4 separate regions of the Homo sapiens genome follow, and regions 2, 3 and 4 are each linked to region 1. A link is an interaction called in ENCODE POLR2A ChIA-PET data of the cell type or tissue named here. Cell type or tissue: B cell. All regions are shown on one strand. Region 1 holds the start of LOC107986516 (a long non-coding RNA gene). Region 2 overlaps FARS2 (phenylalanyl-tRNA synthetase 2, mitochondrial). Region 3 overlaps FARS2 (phenylalanyl-tRNA synthetase 2, mitochondrial). Region 4 overlaps FARS2 (phenylalanyl-tRNA synthetase 2, mitochondrial).

What was found. Peaks named below come from ENCODE experiments on the same cell type or tissue, not always from the same donor. Only the 100,000 strongest peaks of a DNase experiment are listed, where the experiment ranks them.
Region 2: POLR2A ChIA-PET joins it to region 1 with 9 read pairs; 4 of 35 experiments call an interaction of 5 or more read pairs at or near these places.
Region 3: POLR2A ChIA-PET joins it to region 1 with 6 read pairs; 2 of 35 experiments call an interaction of 5 or more read pairs at or near these places.
Region 4: POLR2A ChIA-PET joins it to region 1 with 9 read pairs; 1 of 35 experiments calls an interaction of 5 or more read pairs at or near these places.

The regions. Positions count from the first base shown.
Region 1 is chr6:5,891,208-5,893,707 of GRCh38, forward strand. LOC107986516 (a long non-coding RNA gene) reads left to right here and starts at 361. Exons shown (of 2, transcript XR_007059427.1): 1 at 361-1,740. RefSeq lists an enhancer at 299-928. In B cell, a CTCF peak has its summit at 1,082; a DNase peak (open chromatin) is centred at 1,271; H3K4me3 peaks cover 763 bases; H3K27ac peaks cover 1,175 bases.
Region 2 is chr6:5,623,633-5,626,132 of GRCh38, forward strand. All of the region lies in intron 6 of FARS2 (phenylalanyl-tRNA synthetase 2, mitochondrial), which reads left to right. Among named protein-coding and RNA genes, the nearest start is that of FARS2-AS1, 170 kb to the left of the region's middle. In B cell, no CTCF peak of the experiment used is centred here; no DNase peak of the experiment used is centred here; H3K27ac peaks cover 55 bases.
Region 3 is chr6:5,567,855-5,570,354 of GRCh38, forward strand. The region is part of intron 5 of FARS2 (phenylalanyl-tRNA synthetase 2, mitochondrial); the gene reads left to right. Among named protein-coding and RNA genes, the nearest start is that of FARS2-AS1, 110 kb to the left of the region's middle. In B cell, no CTCF peak of the experiment used is centred here; no DNase peak of the experiment used is centred here.
Region 4 is chr6:5,505,949-5,508,448 of GRCh38, forward strand. All of the region lies in intron 4 of FARS2 (phenylalanyl-tRNA synthetase 2, mitochondrial), which reads left to right. Among named protein-coding and RNA genes, the nearest start is that of FARS2-AS1, 49 kb to the left of the region's middle. RefSeq lists an enhancer at 1,419-1,548. In B cell, no CTCF peak of the experiment used is centred here; DNase peaks (open chromatin) are centred at 573, 823 and 1,433; H3K4me3 peaks cover 1,527 bases; H3K27ac peaks cover 2,500 bases.

The sequences.
Region 1 (2,500 bases):
GTCAAAGTCATTCTCCATCCAGCTTTGTTCCGTTGCTGGTGAGGAACTGCATTCCTTTGGAGGAGGAGAGGCGGTCTGCTTTTTAGAGTTTCCAGTTTTTCTGTTCTGTTTTTTCCCCATCTTTGTGGTTTTATCTACTTTTGGTCTTTGATGATGGTGATGTACAGATGGGTTTTTGGTGTGGATGTCCTTTCTGTTTGTCAGTTTTCCTTCTAACAGACAGGACACTCAGCTGCAGGTCTGTTGGAGTACCCTGCCGTGTGAGGTGTCTGTGTGCCCCTGCTGGGGGGTGCCTCCCAGTTAGGCTGCTCGGGGGTCAGGGGTCAGGGACCCACTTGAGGAGGCAGTCTGCCCGTTCTCAGATCTCCAGCTGCGTGCTGGGAGAACCAGTGCTCTCTTCAAAGCTGTCAGACAGGGACATTTAAGTCTGCACAGGTTACTGCTGTCTTTTTGTTTGTCTGTGCCCTGCCCCCAGAGGTGGAGCCTACAGAGGCAGGCAGGCCTCCTTGAGCTGTGGTGGGCTCCGCCCAGTTCGAGCTTCCCGGCTGCTTTGTTTACCTAAGTAAGCCTGGGCAATGGCGGGCGCCCCTCCCCCAGCCTCGCTGCCGCCTTGCAGTTTGATCTCAGACTGCTGTGCTAGCAATCAGCGAGACTCCGTGGGCGTAGGACCCTCCGAGCCAGGTGCCGGATATAATCTCGTGGTGCGCTGTTTTTTTTTGTTTTGTTTTTTTTTTTGTTTGTTTTTTTTTGAGACGGAGTCTCGCTCTGTCGCCCAGGCCGGACTGCGGACTGCAGTGGCGCAATCTCGGCTCACTGCAAGCTCCGCTTCCCGGGTTCACGCCATTCTCCTGCCTCAGCCTCCCGAGTAGCTGGGACTACAGGCGGTGCGCCGTTTTTTAAGCCCGTCGGAAAAGCGCAGTATTCGGGTGGGAGTGACCCGATTTTCCAGGTGCCGTCCGTCACCCCTTTCTTTGACTCGGAAAGGGAACTCCCTGACCCCTTGCGCTTCCCGAGTGAGGCAGTGCCTCGCCCTGCTTCGGCTCGCACACGGTGCGCGCACCCACTGACCTGCGCCCGCTCTCTGGCACTCCCTAGTGAGATGAACCCGGTACCTCAGATGGAAATGCAGAAATCACCGTCTTCTGCGTCGCTCACGCTGGGAGCTGTAGACCGGAGCTGTTCCTATTCGGCCATCTTGGCTCCTCCAGGCCAATTTACTTTCAAAAATACCTGCATCCAGGAACTCTCATGCTAGCAGGATGAGGTAATGACTATTTCCCATACTCGTGTCAACTTTGAGCAATGCTAGGAATTTCCATATGTCCAAACAACTGTTTATCAGGAAATGCAACAAGGTACTTTTGACACTGAGCGTGAAAGGAACTCATTGAACCAAAATCTTCCAAAAAGACTGGAACATAAGAGAGCGGATGAAGAGCATAATAGAAGAGAAGTGCCAGGGAGGAGGATTATCTTAGGCAGAGCACACTGAGGATGGAGAGTTACCAGCCCTCCCGAGCTGTCGTTGGCACTGAACCAATGAGAGCCATTCATGTGCCTGTCTGTGCCTTGTGTTTTTCTTCTTCAACATATACTTTAGAACATCCATTCTGTGCAAAGCTCTGTGCCCACAGCTGTTGAGATGCCAGATGCATGCTGTTCCCTGCCCTGAAGACCCCAGCAGTCAGGCCAGGGAGAGAAGACATTCTTAGACAACCCAACAGTCGTCCCTGGGGAAAGGTGAGTGGTGCCCGATGAGGGATTGAATAAGAGAAGACATCACCATGGGCTACAGTGGTCAGGAAAGGCTTTGGAATAGAACAGCAAATCTTTATGGAGCGTTTACTGGGTACCACGCAGTGTTTTAAGCACTTTCTGAATCACTGAATATTCACAGTAACCCATATTAGGTAGGCACTAATAGTACCTACAATTTACCAATGAGAAAATTGAGGCACAAGAGTTGAAATACCTTGCACCAGGTTGCGGAGGTGGTGGTAAATGGGGGAGTCAAGCAGATGGGTTCTGGATTCCTTATTAACCGTGATTCTATGCAGCCTTCACATTTAAGTTACTATCAACGTGTAACAAATCACTATGACCATAGTTGCATAAAGCAACTGTTTTATTATGCTCCCAAATTCTGTGGGTCAGGAATTTGGATAGAACACATCAGGGACAGCTTGGCTCTGCTCCACGTCTGGGGCCTTGACTGGGTGCATGAACACCGGGGGTTGACTCAATATGACCGGAATCACCTGGAGGCATCCATGTGTCCAGTAGATGATACTGGCTGTCAGCTGGGACCTCAGCTGTGGCTGCAGCTGGAACACCCATACGTGGCCTCTCCAGGTGGCCTGGGCTTCTACACAGCATGGTGGCCTCAGAGCAGTCAGACTTCATACACTATGGCTTAAGGCTCTAAAGGCAAGTGTCCCAGCAAACAAAGAGGAAGCAGCATTGCCTTTCCTGAGCTAACCCTGGAAGTCCCACAGTCTCA
Region 2 (2,500 bases), 270 kb before region 1:
AGCCAGGAGGCGGAGGTCGCAGTGAGCTTAGATCATGCCACTACACTCCAGCCTGGGTGACAGAGCGAGACTGTGTCTCAAAAAAAATAAATAAATAAAATAAAGACTTTGTAAAGTGGCATCGATGCTGGTCAGCAGAGTTATATAGCCAGTCTGGGTGTTCTCTGGGTCCTGTGTTGGGAAAATGCTGTGGACAGTGGCAGATGAGATGACATTTCTGGTTTGCAAATCACATCCTGGTCTTATTCCTCTGGACAGAGCCAAATAAGTGCAGTTATCTGAACTTAAAGATAGCCTAGCGCTGAAAAGCCAATGACAGCTAATCTTGAGAGAGCCATGGGTACAGGGAGCTTGTCAGAAGTTGTGTCTCCTTGAAATTGGCAGCATGCAGTACCAAGGGGATGGCCAGACACTGCCAGGCCTCTTTAAAACTCTCCTGGCTGCTTCCTTTTCTTTTCCATTTTTATTGTAATGCTGGTGATGTGGGTATAAGAACTTTTGTTGTGGTGGTTCAGACAGCCGAAAAAGCAATTCTCACAAACTGTTTTTAGCCTGGATATCTGTTTTCCCCTTCTTCCTTTCTCTTTCCTCCTTCCCCAAGCTTTCTTTTAACAGCTTACGATGGGTGCATCTCATTCCCATCACATAGCAGCCCTGCTTGACACCAGCATTAGATGAATTAAATCACAGTTTGTTCAGTCCCCAAACACCTTGTTCCTCCTTGTTGCCCTGCACATCACCATTTGCCTAAAGATTCTTCGGGATTCCCTTCAGTGCTGTCCTGGCAGGGACCCAGGAGTAGTGTCTCTGCAGAGAGAAGGGCAGAGGCAGAGAGACTGCTTGCTCAACAGCAGCTAGGCAGGGAGAGAAGCCGGGCGCTGAAGGAGCTGTATCTTCAATGTTCTGCTGTTGCAATGCACACCTTCATGAAATCCTTTTTAACTTTCACTTAGCGGTTTTCAGCGAGTCTTTGGCTATTGTCTTCCCTTGGCATCCTGGGCACCTTTTTGTAGTGTGGCGATGGAATGCTCTCTTTCCAAGATGAGGGATGAGAGTAACTCACATCCTTTGATGTTCCCTGCCCCACCCCCTCATGATTAGATTCAAGCAAGTTAAACACACACCAAGAGCAACCTGTGACATGATATAAGTCACAGAATTGCTGGCAGAAATGGGGTAGGGTGGGGCGGCCCCGCCCCCGCCCCCTCATTTTGGGCAGTTATGAGTGACACTCTGAATTGTTCGAGGTTTTTAAACTTGTGCCCTCCGTTCACAAGATCACTTCTTTCTGGCTACCACCCAAATTCGATGTCCAGAGCCAGCATGGGAGTCTGCCCCTCATCCCCGCCTAACTCACTGTCCATCCACCTGTGTCTCCTGAGTTCTTCCCATCCCACACATGGCTCAGCCTTGAATGTACCATAGCTCCCACAGTTAATGATATTGTCTTGAAAACGAAGAGATTTATGAATTTGGATACATCCTGGCCCCTTCAGAGGGACCATTATCTTGACTGTAGATCTTGGAGTTAGGTCTCTAAAGACAGGCCTGTGATTTGTGAGAAAGTCTCAAGGATATGCAGGTAACACCTACTGGAGTCACGCTTCACCAGTTCACATTTCTGAGCAGCACAGACAGGTCTGGCAGTCTTGGGCCTCACGTTGCTGGTCTTCTCCAGAGCAAGAAACAAGCTGGGCTCCAGGATCACACAAGCAGGGCCGCGACTGACACAGGGGTGCAGGCTGAGGCAGCTCCCATGTCTCTTGTGCTAATTCTTTTCTTTAATTTGCTCATAACTGAGGCTTGAGTAGCAGCCAGGAGGGTGAACCAAAGAAGGCAAGGGGCCAGCATAGACAGGGATGAGGTCAGCCCCGGGGGGAGGGACTGATGATGTGCACAGATGTCTGCCAGGGGTCCTAATGGCACCCAAGATCCTGGGTGTCTGTCTTAGGAGGGATGTTTGGTAGAGAGACAAGTGGCCAGTGGACACTGTGGATATGTGTGGTGGGGCAGATGAGTGGTCACAGAGAAATAAGGCTTAGGGGGACAGCGATCCAGTCATTGGCAGAGTGGAGTCCTAGGTAAGGCCCAGTTACAGAGGAATGTGGAGGCCACAGCCTGGGATGCGGGACTCTGCTGTTACAGCAGAATCATCAGCAAGGCTGCCCGCCTGCCCTGATGGTGAGCCGCTGGCCAGGCTCCAGATGGTCTCTCCGGAGAGGTGGGACTGGGCTTGGAATCACAAGGCTGAATCTCAGATGCGCAGGTGGTGGGGATGGTTAAGTTAGAACATCCAGGCATCCAGCAGGTCTTTACAGAGGCTTCAGCTGGTTTTTTGCTTTGTTTCTGTTTTGTTTAATAGTGTACAGCTTCATAGTGATCTACATATTCATGTATGGTTTAGAGCCAGGGAAGGTGTTATCATGATTGGAATTTAATTGGGTGTCTAGTAAGGAAAAAGCAAGGTAGAATGTTCCATGACATTTACAGGAAGAAGATA
Region 3 (2,500 bases), 320 kb before region 1:
TGTCACTACATTTTCTCACTGGTAAAATAAGTTCAGATACTCTCAAAGGCCACTCCTTATTCTAGGATGCTATGAAAGTGAGTAGGATTTTCCTATCTCCTCTTCTGTGTACCTCAGATTGCATTGTTACTCCTGACATTCATCTTGACTTAATCTTGCCAGCTTAAAAAAGTTGTTGTGAAAAGAGATGAGTGTTTCTCTGTTGACTTGTGATTATGTGAACAGTGCAGAGTGCAAGCCCTCTCTCTGCTTCTGTCTGGTCTGTCTCTGTCCTTCCCCCTTTCTGTCTGTGTCTCTTGCTGTTTTTCTCTATGTGGCATTTTCTTTCACTCTGTCTCTTGTCACTCTTGTAATATGCGGTTCTGATTCACGTTCAACTGTCAACATAGCAAGGGGGAAATGGTCCCAGGCTGCATAAATCCACAATGGGAGTGATTTCTCTGCTCTTTATTAAGATTTTTGTTGATGTATGTGACATTCAACAGGATTTATCCCAAACACAAGAGCGTTATTAATTATTTATAAAACATTTCTGAGCATCTGCTCTTGTGCCAGGCACCGTGCTTGACCCTGGGGACACAGGAAGTATAGTTTCCTGCCTTCAGATAGCTCCCGCACTAGTGAGGGAGGGGCATTAATATGTATAGGTGCTTGATAAAGGTAGCTAGGCCTGAGGAGTCTGCACTGTGTGGCAGGCAATCAGTCCAGTAATGGGAAGGAGACAGAAGTGTGAGCAAAGTCCTGGAGGCGTGAGACAGCCATAGTCTGTGGTTCAGTGTAGGGTGTTTATAGCAGAGTGTGCTGAGTTAGTGTGGGGAATGTGGGCAGTGGCAAACTTAGCTCGCAAAGCTTAGGCTTTGAATGGTTTCTGTAAGGCAATTAGCAAGACATCCAATTTTGTGATCAGATTTCTATTTTAGACAGATCCCAGTGCGGATAAGATGAGGATAGATTGGGGCCATGAGGCTAGGAGCCCACTCGAGGCCCGGCACAGAAGAAATGATGTGATATCATGTAGGGTAGTAACAGAGAGACTAGAAGGTAGGGTTGGGCTCAGGAAATTTTAGGAGAAAACATTGAAAGATCTTGGATCCTTATGTGAGGCAGAGGCAGAGTGACCCTATGGCTTAACACCTAAATTGGGGTCTGGCTGCCTTTGAGACTTGCAGGGGCACTGTTAATAACTGTGTTGCATGTCTCGGTGCAAACTGGGATTGACCTGGGTAAAGTGGGTGTTTAATCACAGTAGGTAAACATGAGCCAGAAAGAAAATGGTTCCTAGGTTTCTGCCTTGGGAGCTGGGTAGATGAGAAACAGGAGAAAAAACAGGTCTGGAGAAGAAGATGATGAGTTCAATTTTGGCCAGGTGAGTACAGGAGTATAATTTTTTTTTTTTTTTTGAGACAGGTTCTCACTCTGTTGCCCAGGCTGGAGTGCAGTGGCACAGTCATGGCTCTCTGCATCCTTGACCAACTGGGCTCGGTCGATCCTCCCACCTCAGCCTCCTGAGTAGTTGGGACTATAAGCATATGCCCCCATGCCCGGCTAATTTTTGTATAGTTTTTGTGGAGATGGGGTTTCGCCACATTGTCCATGCTGAGCTCAACTGATCCACCCACCTCGGCTTCCCAGAGTGCTGGGATTACAGGCGTGAGCCACCGTATTTGAGCAGGAATATAAAAATGTGAATTTAAACAACTTCATTGTGGTGGTGGTAGTGGTCATTGTCTTTGTTTTGTTTGTTTTAATTGGCATAGTCAAGTCTTCAGCTGAGCAACTGGTCTTAGGTATGGCTGGCCCAAGTGACAACTCAGGCCAAGATAGAAGTGAGAAGTTGGAACAGGGTTGTTTACTGTGGAGGATGAGTCAGAGCTGAGCCCTTTAAGAGAGGATGGTCCAGGGGAGGTGAAGTCAGGGCATATTGTTATGGGGGAGAGGTAGTTGCTGAGCAAGCACTGGCATGGGTTGATGCTTGGGAATGGCTGTCAAGAGGACAGAGTGCAAAGGTCAACAGGTAAGATAAAGGAAAGCTTCCTCCAGAAAAGAGGACTGCATTAACAGGGGTTGGGGAGAGAGGTAGAAGACGGATGTCAGGGTCAGGCATACAGTGTTTCTTCCCTGCCTGCCCAACATGCTGGACTCTTTAAGGATCCTTCAATTCTTGAACCTTGCTTAAGGACAGGTTATGTAAATGCTAGTCATCAGCAAAAGCCAAACTCACATTGTTATTTCTTTTTAATCATAGCTGTATTAAGCTTTTGGAGGTCTGTTCTCCCAAATGTTTCTGTCTGTTAAGCAGAAAATATTTCTTCCTTGACCAAGGACTGAAAAGTGAAAGAAAAAAGATAGAATAAAATGTTCTATCTAGAAAGTGCTATCTAGATTTGAATAGTTGGAACATCTTCCTAAGGTGTTTATTTTGGTGGATATGTGAGGAAATGAGAAGAGACGATGATATTGAAAGTTGACTTGCATTATTTGTTTAAAGTTTTGACAATTT
Region 4 (2,500 bases), 390 kb before region 1:
TTCTTTTCCACCTGAGTTTTAAGCAAATTAAGACATTGAAACAGGTGAAGGAAAGAGAATGTCAGCTTTATTTCTCCTCAGCTGATGGAATCACATGGCTTTGCATCTGCATCAAGAGGACCTGCTCTCCCTCCCTCCCCTCCAGCCCAACCTGGAGAATGGTGGGGTCTGCATAACAAGCATAGTCTCTCAGCTGTCCCAGTGGAGAGCAGGGCAAGAAAGCCTATTCCCAACTTCAAGGTCTTTTAGTAGATCAGCTCCGCCTCATCCAGAAATATGGACCAGCAAGTAACTTGCTCCTCCTAGGGAGTACTGAGCTCCTAGCGGGACTCAGTAAAGGGCAGGGTGTGGGGTCAGGAGAGTCACTCTAACGGAAGTTTTTTAGCAGAGAGAAAACAAGGCCAGCAGAATAGAGGAACCCCACTGTGAGTTGAAACTAAAACCTGAACCTTGACTCTCAAGATTTGTGAATGCCCCACTGTTGGTCCAACATTCAAATGGGCAGCTAGAGAGAGTGGGGCTGGGCACAGCCTCTTAACCACCGAATTGTCTTCTGTTTACAATTCTGCAGGCTCCTTCCCCATGTTTTGGTTGGGATCAGTGCAGAAGCTTCCCTGGTTTGTCTCTAGCACCTCCCACCACTGCCTAAGATTCCAGACGGGTATCACTCTGTGGACACCCAGCATATACAAACCTTCATAACATTACACGAAGATGCTTGGAGCCTGGGAAGGATCTGCTTTGAGGGGAAAGAGCAGATTTAGCTAATAGACATGGCAACTGGTGAGAAAGGTCATCTGCTTCAGTGGTTGATCACTGAGGCATTCATGAAAACAGCTAGATGGAGAATCGCTCTGAAAGTTCGTGAACAATAAGATAGCAGGGGAAATCTGACTATAACAGTAAATCTTCAGTGTTGCTCTTGGCAATCCAGAGTTTTTCACAGAGAGAGGCTAAGAGGCTAACCATATATTTAAAGACTGCCCCCTTTCCTGGATACATGTCTACTGTAAATGGCTTTGATTTTTCAACATAGGATGACTTTTTCCAGTTTTGCACATTTGAGTGCATGCACACTGCTGTTTGGAGTTTTAGATCTTTCTAAAATCCGATTCACACAGACACCTAACCTCTTTAACCCCTTTCTGCCACCTACCTTCTCTGTGAATACAGTGCTTGCAGCCTTTCAGAGACAGAGGTTTCAGAATTTGGCAGCAAAAAAAGTGATGGCTTCTAACACATTTACAGTGTGGTTAACAATAGCAGTTGCTGAACTCTGCCATGGCTGACTAGCTTTCCACTGTTAAGTGTGGTCACACTGGTAACATTTACTTAGGAACTGGGCACACGAGTTAAAATGTTACATGCACAACCCATTTGGGGTTTGAGGTATTCTCTTCTACATACGTTTTACTTGTTCATAAAAAGGAAGCTCTTTAAAAAAAAAAAATCTGATGTTTAGCTCCTGTTGATTCGTAATGGCTGAGAAGGAGTTTGAAGCATGTTTCTTTTCATCTCCTTTCAGCTTTTAATTTTTAGTACTTTCACTTATGTCTGTAAAAAGCAGTTAAAAGTGAAAGTCCCCTGACAGGAGTGTGTAATTGGCAGGCTGGGGTGGAAGGCAGGGGCTCATGATGGCTTTAAGAGAACGTGAAGAGGAAGCAGAGCTGTTCATTGTCAATGGTAATAGCTTTTAAGAGAGGCAGAACTTATGATTTGAGCTTAATTTCTAAATGAAGCTCATTTTCCAGTGTCCCAGCCCACCTCTCAGTGGCCTCCCGGCTAGTGGGTCAGACTGCGGACACGCCATGATGGCACACAGAGAGAAGACCGGAGGGAGCAGAGGGACAAGGGAGAAGCAGAGAGCAGGGGAGAAGAACTTAGAGGTGTATAAGAATTTGTTTATAAGTGTGTAGCCTGTTAAAACCTGACGATCCAAATGGGATGGGTGGCCAGAGCTTATGCCCCGAGGTAGGAGAAGGTTTCTTTTGCTTCTCAATTTCAGAATGTCTGGTAAGCAAGTGATTGAGAGTTCTGGGTTTTTATAGGCAAATAGAGAAAGGGAACAAGGCATGAAGTTTTATTAAAGCAAGGTATGCTTCTATGTTTCACAATAAGTTATTAAGTTCCTCTACTTATTTTCTAGCACTGCAATATATATGCATATTCTAATGGGGAGTTATTAACTCTTTGAAGAGATGAAAGGCAAAGATGTGAAATGTCTGGGAAAACAATCAAGTCAGTGATATAAACCATTAAGTGCAGTGTGCACCAAGAGAGGAATTTTCACCAGGAATGTAGGTGATCCCCATGTTGAGACCTAGTATAGTTTTGGATGCCACATCTCCGAGGGGATCATCCCCCACGTGGATTCCTCTCATCAGAATCTTTCTTGTAGTCTTTGTCCTAATTTATTTTTTGTTACCATTGGAATCTATAAGATGAGCAGATAATTCAGCAAGAAACAAGCTCAAGTGAGTGAACACATGACAGCAGGGAC